Linked DNA regions of Homo sapiens: region 1 is linked to region 2. Evidence: chromatin contacts called from ENCODE Hi-C or POLR2A ChIA-PET data. All regions are on one chromosome and are shown on one strand. The core of a region is the stretch at or near the end of the contact, and the rest is flanking DNA. Distances in the headings are between cores, read along the strand shown. Region 1 overlaps COL6A2 (collagen type VI alpha 2 chain). Region 2 has its middle 40 kb from the start of COL6A2-DT.

Region 1 (4,902 bases), core at 1,765-4,264, 72 kb before region 2:
TCTGTGTAGTGTGGGAGGTACTTAAGGAGGACCCTGGCTCTGACACCCCCAGCCTGACCCCTCAATCGCTGGGTCCCAGAGCTGCTCAGAACACCTAGAGCTGGCTGGGCCACGTCCCTCCCGGAAAGACCAGGAGCCCCTGACTCTTCTGATTGGCCATGGTGGGGAGCAGTGGGCACAGGGGCAGCCAGACCTTCTGTGGCAGCCCAGGTGGGTTCTGCCCTATGACTCTGTTACCAAGTGGGGCCCCCACCTGCCTGGGTGGTCACCAGCCCTGGGCATCGGGGACAGCTTGGGGGCCTGGCCATAGCCACAACCCAGGCCAGGCTGCCTACCACACGTGTGGGTGTCACGTGGGGCCAGAGACCACAGGACAGGACACGGACAGTCCTTGCGTGGACCTGGCCCTGTGGCCTCACCAAGACCTCAGCTCCTGGGATGGGGGAGGGGAGGGACAGAGCCAGTTTCCCCAAGGGTGTCTGCTTCTCAGCCCAACCCCTGGACGTCGTCACAGCTGGTACATGGACCCCCAGGAATGCACACAGAGGACCCTGACCCGAAACTCGGTTTCTGGGGGCCCTGGAGGTGCAACGGTCCAGCCCCGCAGGCAGTGAGCAAAGCTCTGAACACAGCAGGGTGACCTCACGCTGCACCGCAGCCTTCACAGAACGCTTGAGACATGGACGCCGTCTGAGCACGCACGAGCTGGCAGATGGGGTTCCCTCAGTGAGCTTATGAGTGACGCAGCTCATTCAGTGAAAGGAAGGGCAGCCTCCCTGTTAAGGCCACACCTAGGAACCGGCTTAAATGTCCAGAAACTCCTCAGGTACCGCTGGGCTTCCCAAACCCCCTCAAAACTAATAACATTTTCACTGCTGTCACCAAACATATGGAGACAGACATGCAAGGGGCAGCTGGTTTTGGGGGTCTCTGTCCATTCATCAGTGTCTGTGGGGCCTGGAGGAGACGGGGAAGCTGTGGGGGCCGGCCAGGCACAGGGAGGCTGAGGCTGTTGGGATGTCTGTGGACTCTGCTCTCCTCCTCCTGTGGAGGATCCTTCATCCCCACAGTGGGAAGACCAGCCTGGCCTGCCCTGTGCAGTGGGTGTGGGGACGAGAACCTGGCCCTGAGAAATGGTCACAGCCGTGCCCGGCAGGAGCCCAGCCTGGATGAGGGCTCCTGCAGTCAGAACGTCGGGGTCAGCTCGCCGTGGGGGCCGCTCCCTTTGGATGGTGATCCCTGCCGCTCCCCAACATTGTGGACCCTGGGATTCTCTGCTCAGTCCTCTGAGGACCGCAGAGGTTGTGCCTGGTGGATGCTCCCCCGACTGTGCTTTTGGAGACCCAGAGGTTGGGCTGGAAGGGTGCAGACACCCCGGGATCAGGGCTGCTGGCAGGCAGCTGTGGCCATTCGCCCTACTGTGCATGACACCAGCCCAGATACGTCATGGTGCCAGGACTGCCAGCTTCCCCCAGGACTATCTGCTGCCCAACCGGAAGCCTTCACCTGCCACCAGGTGGGCCGTGAGCGCCCACGAGTCACCATGCACGGGATTAGTGCCCACACCCAGCGAGGCTCACCAGCCTCTGGGGCCTGTTTCCGAGGCTCCGCTGGAACCTGGTGCTGGAACATCCTCCAGCACCTGGGCAGCACCCTCCCTCAGCCCCATCCCAGACGCACGGCAGCCCAGCTGGGCCGCTAAGTAAGGGCCTCCAAAGACTTCCACACCCAAACCCTGGAGCCTGTGAGGGTGACCTGATGCAGCAAAGAAGGACTCTGCAGACGGGAGTGAGTTAAGGGTCTTGCGAGGTCATTCTGGACTTGGGGTGGGCCTTAAATTCAATGACCAGGGTTCTTATAAAGAGAGCGGCCACAGGAAGACGGAGGAGAGACTGGAAGATGCAGCCGCAGCAAGGGACACGGTGGCCACCAGCATGGGAAGAGGCTGGGAGCTGCCCCAGAGCCCCTGGAAGGACTGTAGCCCCGCTGACCCCGATTCCAGATCTCTGGCCTCCACTGAGAGCCAGCCTGTCGGGGGCAGCCCTGGGAAGCTAGTGTGGCAGGGAGGGCCCAGCCCGGCTGGGCGGGTGCCCGGGCTTTAGCAGAGGGCCAGCGCGGTCTCGGGGTCCCCCACGATGTCCCTGTGCACCAGCTTAAAGGTGTCAATGAACAGCTCCATCCAGTCCTGCCGCTCTACCCCGGTGGCGAACTTGGCCCGCTCGGCGGTGTAGACCAGCACGGCCACCAGCTGGGAGTAGGCGGCCGGGTCCTGCGTGAGCTCCGTGGCGTTTAGCAACTGTTGGATCAGGGGAATGGTCCTGGGGAAGGTGGCGTCCGGCCCCTCTTCCGTGCGGAGGAAGGTGACCGGGGGCTCGCCGCCAGGCCACGGTGCATCTGCAAGGGAGCGTCCAGAGAAGACTGTAAGGCCTGCGGTGGGCGTCGGCCTAGAGCTCCTCCTCGGGCAGCCGCTCAGCGAGGCCAGAGTGAAGAGCGGCATTTGGGCTGGCGAGTCGGTAGAGGAAATGCAGGTGGAGCGGGTGTGTGGCTCGGCCTTGGCAGGAGGCGTGGGGGCAGTGAGCACAGGGACAGGAAGCTGGCAGGGAGCTAGGAGACCCGCACGGTGGCACCTTTGGGGGACACCACGGACCCCGAGAAAACCTTTCAGCACAAAACAGCTCCGTCCAAACCTGTGCCGGAGACAGGCCAAACTCCAGTAGGGCTTCCAGTGCCGCAGGCCCGTCGCCAGGAAGACCCCAGCCACCCCTCAAGAGCCCGCCTGAGAAAGCTTGCGGTGGTAAACCCTTCCTCAGCCTCTCTGGGATGTGAGTCCTCTACACCCAGAACTGTCTTCCCCTGAGCAGACCTGGCCTCTGCAACGTCTCTGCCTTTTCTTTCCACCGACTGGAGCTCAGGTTACGCTGTGGCCCCTATGCAGCTCTTATCGCTGATTGCGCCCTGCCCTGACTGCCTTCAGCTGCGTCTGGTTTGTTTCTCCAGCACCCTCTGGTCCCCACGCAACTGAGAACTCCACAGGCCTGCTGCAGGCCCAGGGTGGCTGGGCTTTGGGGTGGACAGGGCTGTCTGGAGAAGGCCAGGGCCAGGCCACAGCCAGTGGTGTCCACCCAGTGCCCAGGAGGGCCGAGGAGGATGCCTGGCCGTGTGGGCTGGTGAAAGCCGATTTAACACTGTCCCTGCTGCATCTCCTGGAGCCACAAGGTCGAGTTCACTTTGAAATTGGAAACAGCTGGGAAGGAGGATGAGCTCTGAGTGTCGGGGATGAGGTGTCAGGGCGGCCGAGAGGAGGGGAGGGGTTCTGCCAGGGCTGCTCCCACTCACTGTCAGGTCCTGGAGGCCTCAGAAGAGGCCAGAGCTTCAAGGGCCTCCGTGTCCTCCCTGGCTGCTTTCCCTGTGGTGCTCTGGTGGCCTGAGTGACCCACTCCCAGGAGGGAGAATGGGCTCACTCCATGTCACCGTCTGGGGAGGAGCCACCACAGGACCCTACGAGGCCCACGTCACCCTGAGGCCAGAACCAGAGAGATCACGAGAAAAGAAAAGTGCAGGCTGATGTCGCCGATAAGCGCAAACCCTCAGGCAGGCATCAGCGAATCAGGGCCCACGTGCATAAACAGGGCCACACACCACGGCCAGGTGGGTTTATCCCGGGCACGCAGGGCTGGCTCAACACTGGAAATTCAATGACGCTCAACGGGCTAACTAACTCCCAACTACAATGATAGGCTAAAGAGGAAAGGTCACGTGACATCCACAGACGCAGCACCCACCCACTCACGATAGAACCTGGAGTGGAGGGGAAGCCATAGCGGCCACTCACACTGGACCCAGAGTGGAGAGGAAGGCCCCCCACCTGATAGCAAAGCACCCACAGTGACCATCGCCATGTCGCCCATCATGGGGTCCCGAGACTTCCCTGCCCCATCAGGAACGAGGGGGTGGGTGGAGGAGCCAAGGTCTGGTTCCTGCCCTCAGGGTCCAGGTGCCCCTGCTGCTGATGTGGACCCTGGGGGAGGACGCCTGCACCTTGGCGGCAGAAGCACAGCCCACTGTTGTGGGGCCAGAGGCTGCCCGCCTGCTGAAGGGCAGCCAGACCCAGGTGCAAGCCCTAGGTTCTCTGTCGCAGCACGTATGGGGAACCTCGGCTCTGAGTCCACGGCTCCTCCCCTGGGGCAGCCTCAGGGCCTGTGAATGTGCTCAGTGGCCCAGCTCACCCACCGGGAGCTCCCCATGGAACGCCCGAACGCACACCGCGACCCGCGTGCTGAGGAAGCGCTGACTTCGTACCGCAGACCCTGAGGTTTCCTCCCTGTGGTCCTCCAGGTCGGACCCTCCCACCCTGTCTCCATGGCATCCCTACCCTCACACTCCTGGAGGGGACGGCTCACTGAGGGGGACTCAGCTCCTAACGCCCCCGGGGACCTCCTGTGGGCCCAGGTACGGTGCAGCAGTGCACCATGGGGGCAGCACCACGTCCAGCAGAGCCTGGACGGCACCCCCAGCTCCAGCTTCACACCCACGTGGGCCACATCCGGGACATGGGCTCCCCCACTCCCAGAGATGTGAGAGCCGCAGCTGCAGCTCCGAGGCAGGCCAGGGTTGGAGCAAGACCTGCTGGTGCTGGGGGGTGTCAGTGCTTCCACCCCGGGATGGTTTCACTCACTGAATCCAGGGCTTCCTCCGAGTGGCACATGCACGGCCAGCCCATGGGAGCTGGGCGGCAGCTGAGGGAGACTGCAAGGCCCATGGTGGGCCTTCAAGACCAGTGGCCACATGCCGAGCACAGCGCCAGGCTAGCAGCACCCACCTCATGGCCTCGTGATGCTGTTCCTGCGTTCCTGGGAGCCTGCCTTCCCCAAGCCCCTCCTCCCCTGTGCTGCCATCCTGGGG
Region 2 (6,610 bases), core at 3,074-5,573:
TCCGTTGCGTTGACTTCCTTAAGTGTTCCCACTGGGATGGGCCACCTCATCCTTCTTGAGTCAGAAGTAGAGACTTTCCACTGGAAATCCCCAGAGGACCCAGGCAGCCGAGGGAGGTGGGGGCTAAGCCTCTCCAGCATGACTCACTGTGGTCACCCTGTGACCTACTTCCACTGTGAGTTTTGGCTGAATGGATTCTCATGATCCTTGTTTCACCACAGTCACCCCTCACTGGAAAAGCAAGGCTAAAGGAAGCCAGTCAGAGCTGAACGCCAAGCTGCAGAACGACGCTTCGGAGGGGGGACAAGAGGAACTGGGGGAAGGGACGGCCCCTCCATACTGTGGCATGACCGGGGCTGCATTTCTTCTCCAAACCACAATCCTTCCCTAGCTGTAGAACTGAAGGTCCCATGATGAATGGGGACTGAGAGCCAGGGTGGGGAAGGGTGGCCTGCCCAGGGCCACCAAGGCTGTGGGTTGGGAGTGGGTCCACAGCCCTCCTCCATCAGAGCCCTGTGACCGGTACATCAGGAAAAGTGAGGTGTGGGCTCTCTCAGAAGAACTTCTAAAAATGAGTTCTTCAACATGACTTACTAACTTTTTAATAAATACCTTCATCCATGCAACCCTTTAACCTTTAGAAAGTTCTGGATGTGGCTGCTTTGGCGGCCTCTGTGACTGTTTCACCCTGGTGTGTGATATCTCCTTGTGCTTGCTGAAGGCAGATGGGGCTGTGTAGATGACCTGTCCACACAGACACTGAGGGATGGACTCAGGGGAACATCCACATCCACACGACCTGTCCACAGAGAGACTGAGGGACGGGCTCAGGCAAACATCCATGACCACATGACCTGTCCACACAGACACTGAGGGACGGGCTCAGGCAAACATCCACGTCCACATGACCTGTCCACAGAGAGACTGAGGGATGGACTCAGGCAAATGTCCACGTCCACACGACCTGTCCACACAGACACTGAGGGACGGGCTCAGGCAAACATCCACGTCCACATGACCTGTCCACACAGACACTGAGGGACGGACTCAGGCAAATGTCCACGTCCACACGACCTGTCCACAGAGTGACTGAGGGACGGACTCAGGCGAACATCCATGACCACACGACCTGTCCACACAGACACTGAGGGACGGGCTCAGGGGAACATCCACGTCCAGAAGACCTGTCCACAGAGACACTGAGGGACGGGCTCAGGCAAACATCCACGTCCACATGACCTGTCCACACAGACACTGAGGGACGGGCTCAGGGGAACATCCACGTCCACACGACCTGTCCACAGAGAGACTGAGGGACGGGCTCAGGCAAACATCCACGTCCACATGACCTGTCCACACAGACACTGAGGGACGCACTCAGGCAAACATCCATGACCACACGACCTGTCCACAGAGACACTGAGGGACGGACTCAGGCAAATGTCCACATCCACATGACCTGTCCACAGAGACACTGAGGGACGGACTCAGGCAAATGTCCATGTCCACACTACCTGTCCACAGAGACACTGAGGGACGGGCTCAGGCAAACATCCATGACCACACGACCTGTCCACACAGACACTGAGGGACGCACTCAGGCAAACGTCCACGTCCACACGACCTGTCCACACACACACACTGAGGGACGGACTCAGGCGAGCTTCCATGTCCACACCACCTGTCCATACAGACACTGAGCAATGGGCTCAGGTGGGCATCCATGTCTACACAGCCTATCGACAAAGCCACTAAAGAATAGGGCTCGGGGAAGTGTTTATGTCCTGGTGTCCTTACTTGTAACCTTGGGTTATTTAAAACTTGGATATGGGCAAGTGGGAAAGAGATGGGGCCATTCAGCATCACACTGGGGTATGGTATGCCAGCTTCTTGTCGTGTTAGTGCTGTGGACCTGTGAACCTGTGGACCTGTGGACCTGTGGACTGGCAGACCTGTGAGCCTGTGAATGTGTGGTCCTATGGACCTGTGGGTGTCTGAACCTGTGGACCACTTTACCTGTGGACCTATGAACTCATGTATGTGTGAACCTGTGGACCTCTGGATCTGTGTACCTGTGAACCTTTGTACTGTAGATGTGTGAACCCATGGACCCGTGGACTGCGTGTGAACCCGTGTACTGCTGGACCTGTGGACATGTGGACCTGTGAGTGTGTGGACCTGTGGATGTGTGGACCTGTGGACCTGTGAGTGTGTGGAACTGTGGACCTGTGGACTGTGGACGTGTGGACCCGTGGACCTGTGAGTGTGTGGACATGTGGACCATGGACGTGTGGACCTGTGAGTGTGTGGACCTGTGGACGTGTGGACCTGTGAATCTGTGACTGTGTGGGCCTGTGGGGTGTTGGGCCTGTGAACCTGAGAGTTTGTGTACCTGAGAGTGTGTGGACCTGTGGATGTGTGAACCTGTGGACATGTGGACCTGTGGACTTGTGAGTGTGTGGACCTGTGGACGTGTGGACCTGTGGACCTGTGAGTGTGTGGACCTGTGAATCTGTGACCATGTGGGCCTGTGGGGTGTTGGACCTGTGGACGTGTGGACCTGTGAACCTGTGACTGTGTGGGCCTGTGGGGTGTTGGGCCTGTGAATCTGTGAGTGTGTGGACCTGTGGGTGTGTGGACGTGTGGACCTGTGAACCTGTGACTGTGTGGGCCTGTGGGGTGTTGGGCCTGTGAACCTGTGTGCTCATGTTTGGCATCATGGTTCATTCAGGGCTCCAGTTCTGTGAAGTTTCGTGTCTCTCTCTAGGAAAGGTGCACGGAAGCACCGCGCTGCTGGGCTCAGCTTCTCTGCTGTGTAGGGCGCAGGGTTTTGCCCCACAGCCTCCCCCCCCAGTGTCTCTCCTGAGGCCTCACTGTCCCTGCTCCTCCGACCCCTCCCGCACCAGCCCTGCCGTCTCCCTGCTGAAGAGAGGCTCAGCTGTGTCTTTACCCTGCATTTGGAGAGAGGCATGTTTTTAACTTTTCAGACATTTTACTTTGACACTGAGGATGCACAAGACGTGCAGCCTCTGTGGGGAGCCGATCGGGAACACGGCGAGGCCACATCACCCGCGCGGGGGACAGGAGCCGCGGGACCCACCTGCAGGGAGCTGAGCCCCAGCACCTTCGTTTGGACGTCTCCCCAGCACGGTGCTACCTGCCCAGGCTGTGAGCAGGGATCAGACCCCACTCCCTGGGTTTAACATGAAAGCCCAGCTGTACGTTGGACGGCTTGGATCTTTCTAGGCAGGAGCACCCGATCTTTCCAGTCACAGAAGTCAGTTTCTTCAAGGGAGACGTGGAATAAAGCTGGAAGCCTTACCATCGATCCCACCACCCTCCCCGACCCCGCCCACTGGGCACCTGCGTGGTGGGGACTCACAGCCCCAGCCCCCTAGAGATTGTCGTGTGGGCGACGGAACTGAGGTGAAGGCAGAGTGCTTTCCTCTTTAATGTCACGTAAAGGGAGAAACTGTTATTTTGAAAAGTGGCTGCCGTTTCACTGACAGCCTGAAGAAGGGTGGGAGGTTTCCTGCGGGGGAAAGACCCCTGTCTGTGGTTGGGAATCCCCTCCCGGAGTTGTGGGTTGTGGAAGCTGAGGGTCTGTGCCTTCAGCCAGCTGGGAGAGTGACAGGAAGCCGCGGGCGCTGCCGCCGAAGCCACAGAAGTGCTGAGCGGTCGCTGGGGGGCTGTGGTCCTGGGAGAGACGCTGGGGGAGCCAGGCAGTTTCAGCTGCTGGGTGCGTGCACCGTGGTGGGCCCGAGGGCCAGGTGTGGGTTTAGGGTGTGTTGCCTTTGCCCACCAGCTGCAGACATCTAGGGCCACTACGGCCACCCCAGCCCCGACACAAGTGCACCCCCGGGTTGGGGAAGGGGCAGCACGGGGGCTGCCTACACCCCATCTGCCACCCGTCACGGGCAGGGAGGGTCCTGTGTGGTGAGACATGCAGGCCTTCAGGCCCAGACTTTAAACAAACAGAACCAGTGGACGACCACAGTGCCCATCAGGGTGGGCACCGCCCACCCCCCCACGCCCACGTCCCACACTTGGTGGAGGTTTGTGAAGGAGCCGGGCGGGAGCGCAGCAGCACAGAGACCCCCGGGCCGGGCGGGGAGCTTCCATCCAGCCTGCAGGCCCTGACCTCTGCTGCCCTTGAGAGAAACCCTGAGGCCGCCCGAGCGCTTGAGCTTTCCCATCTGTGCCAGCAAATCTGGAAGGCCACGTTCTCTCCATAAATGGAAACATTTTGAGGGGGCCACAGACCACTGCCAAGCGGCACGGCGATGACTAAGCCCCGCACGGAGGAGAGGGCGTTGCCTGGCCCGAGTTCCGGGACCGTGTGGGGCTGTCGGGGCGGGCGCCCAAGGCCTCTCTGAAGGTGGCAGCAGCAGCGGCGATTTACTCACCCCAGTTTCTCGGAGAGGCTTCTGGTAAAAGGCTGGATTTGGAGATTCTCTGTTGGTAAAAGGAAATCTCACGTGTGCCCTCCTCAAAGTTAGGACTGAGGGGCGCTGGCGAAGAGCGAAGGGAAGCTGCCTCCCTGGGGACTCGGATGCGCGCTTGCAGTCATCACAAGCAATTGAGTATCCACAGATTTGGTCAATTTAATAAAAAATAGGCCAGGGAGATAATGAGTGTTTTCTAAAATAGTTTTAAATCTATCGCTATGTGAACTCAGGTTTTTAGTTTGAAACCATCATTTTCTTTCTTTTTTGTTTGCTTTCCATTATGTCCCACTTTGCTCAGGGTTCTGTGGCCCCAGCTCAGGGCTGACATCATGACTGATGGTTGTGCACAAAAGAAACGGCAGACCAACGCGTCCTGTGCCAAAGCTGGAGGGGAAAGGCCAAGCCTTGCGGGAGGGACGCTCCTCGCTGCTGGTGGATGCCAGAAGTCTCTGGGCATCTCCAGACCTGTCAGGCGGTGGGAGGGGAGGCAGCGCATGTGGGTGGCTCTGCCCAGGGTCACCGAGGAGTCCCGGACATGAACCTTCCAGAGAATCAGCAGGCAGGGTCAGGGCCGGGCGCGCGCTCCCCTTGCAGAGAGGAGGCCCCCGGAGGCCGCTTGCGCTGAGCTGCGCGGCGAGCGGGTGCGGGATCCAGGCCCAGTCCTGTCTCACCCGCCTGTGGGCACACAGCTGCACCTGGCTTCCCAGCCTCTTCTCTCTTGAGCGGGACCCAGTGATGGGCACCACCTCCAGGCCTGACCCTCGGCCCAGCTCCCACCACGCCCAGCTGCTAATTTTTGTACTTTTTGTAGAGACGGTCTACACGGGAGTTTCACCATGTTGCCCAGGCCAGTCTTAAACTCTTGGGCTCAGGCAATCCACCCACCTCGACCTCCCAAAGTGCTGGGATTACAGGTGTGAGCCACCACGCCTGGCCTATTTTCTTAGATTTATCCCTAAGTAATACGTATTCCTGTCCCCACCCTAGGGGGCAGGGGGTTCAAGGAACAGCCCCAAGGTGCTAGGTGGGCAGAGCCCTCAGGGCCAAGGAGCCCGAATCCCTGGAGGACCACATGGAACAGAGAGCCCCTCCGGGTCCGGCAGGAGCCTGTGTGCGCTGAGACGTCTGCTACTTGTCCCGTCCCAGGGCCTCGCCTCCCAGCTCACCAGGTGCTCCTCCAGCGTCCCCGTGCGCTGCCTCCTGGCCTTCAGTGTGGCCGGCTTAGCACTGCCTGCTGGGGCTCTGGACACCAGGGAGGCTCTGAGGAGATGTCAGCCGGAGGTCTCCATGGCAGGACCGAGGTGTGATGGCTCATAAGCCCCCAAGGGAGGGTCCAGACCACTAAGCGGTTCTCAGCCCCTTCAGAAGTCACCCAGACTCACAAGGAAAGGCTGAGGGCTTGGGCTAGGCCACTCCACCCTGAACCTGCAGGATCCCTGTGCGGGGCAGAGGGAGGCAGGCGGTCTGCGTGGGGCAGAGGGAGGGAGGGGGCCTGTGTGAGGTGGAGGGAGGGAGGGGCTGTGCAGGGCAGAGGGAGGGAGGGGGCTGTGCAGGGCAGAGGGAGGCAGGGTCTATGCGGGGCAGAGGGAGGGAGGGGGGCTGTGCGGGGCAGAGGGAGGGAGGGGGGCTGTGCGGGGCAGAGGGAGGGAGGGGGGCTGTGCGGGGCAGAGGGAGGGAGGGTCTATGCGGGGCAGAGGGAGGGAGGGTGCTGTGCGGGGCAGAGGGAGGCAGAGGCTGTGCGGGGCAAGCCAGATTCCATTCAGAGGAGAGTGGCGAAAGGAATGTGTGTTTGGGCCAGATGCGGCCATGTGGGCCAGGAGCTGGGGATCCCTCTGAAGTCCTGCCAGAGGGGGCTGCAGGGAGGGCTCCAGCACAGACTGGGCCTGGGCACAGACTGACCGCAGGGCTTGGAGGTCATGGGTCAGAGGGGTCAGAGGCCCAGTGGGCGGTGCTGATCCCTGGCCTGCTCCGTCAGGACCGTCTCTCTCTGCTCCGCTGTGTCAGGGTGGGGCTGACTGGCACACTGCATACCCGAGAGCCCATCGCATATTCTGGCAGTGAAAGTGAATAACTGGAAAATGAGAAATTTAAAAGGACTTATTGTAGCATCAAAGAAAGGCCTTACAATAGCATCAAAGAAAATGTATTACTTAGGGATAAAT

The links. A loop is a pair of places that touch in the nucleus more often than their neighbours do. ChIA-PET counts read pairs that join two places held with the same protein, here RNA polymerase II (POLR2A). Pooled maps may share reads with other maps.
Region 1: POLR2A ChIA-PET joins it to region 2 with 11 read pairs in AG04449. The contact joins two enhancer-like sites. A Hi-C loop is called at or near these places in 4 of 168 maps with a recorded cell type or tissue (Right ventricle myocardium inferior, astrocyte of the cerebellum, heart right ventricle and 1 more) and 1 of 50 pooled maps. POLR2A ChIA-PET finds 5 or more read pairs at or near these places in 2 of 52 experiments (AG04449 and AG04450).

Annotation. Positions count from the first base shown.
Region 1 is chr21:46,126,688-46,131,589 of GRCh38, reverse strand. The region is part of intron 27 of COL6A2 (collagen type VI alpha 2 chain); the gene reads right to left. Among named protein-coding and RNA genes, the nearest start is that of FTCD-AS1, 22 kb to the left of the region's middle. Within about 2 kb of position 3,014, at least 4 of the 41 ENCODE cell types and tissues checked have a DNase peak (open chromatin) inside an H3K27ac peak, as active enhancers do; they include heart right ventricle, where a contact is called at or near this core.
Region 2 is chr21:46,054,389-46,060,998 of GRCh38, reverse strand. No RefSeq gene overlaps it. Among named protein-coding and RNA genes, the nearest start is that of COL6A2-DT, 40 kb to the left of the region's middle. RefSeq lists enhancers at 3,631-3,690, 4,733-5,462. Within about 2 kb of position 4,323, at least 22 of the 41 ENCODE cell types and tissues checked have a DNase peak (open chromatin) inside an H3K27ac peak, as active enhancers do; they include heart right ventricle, where a contact is called at or near this core.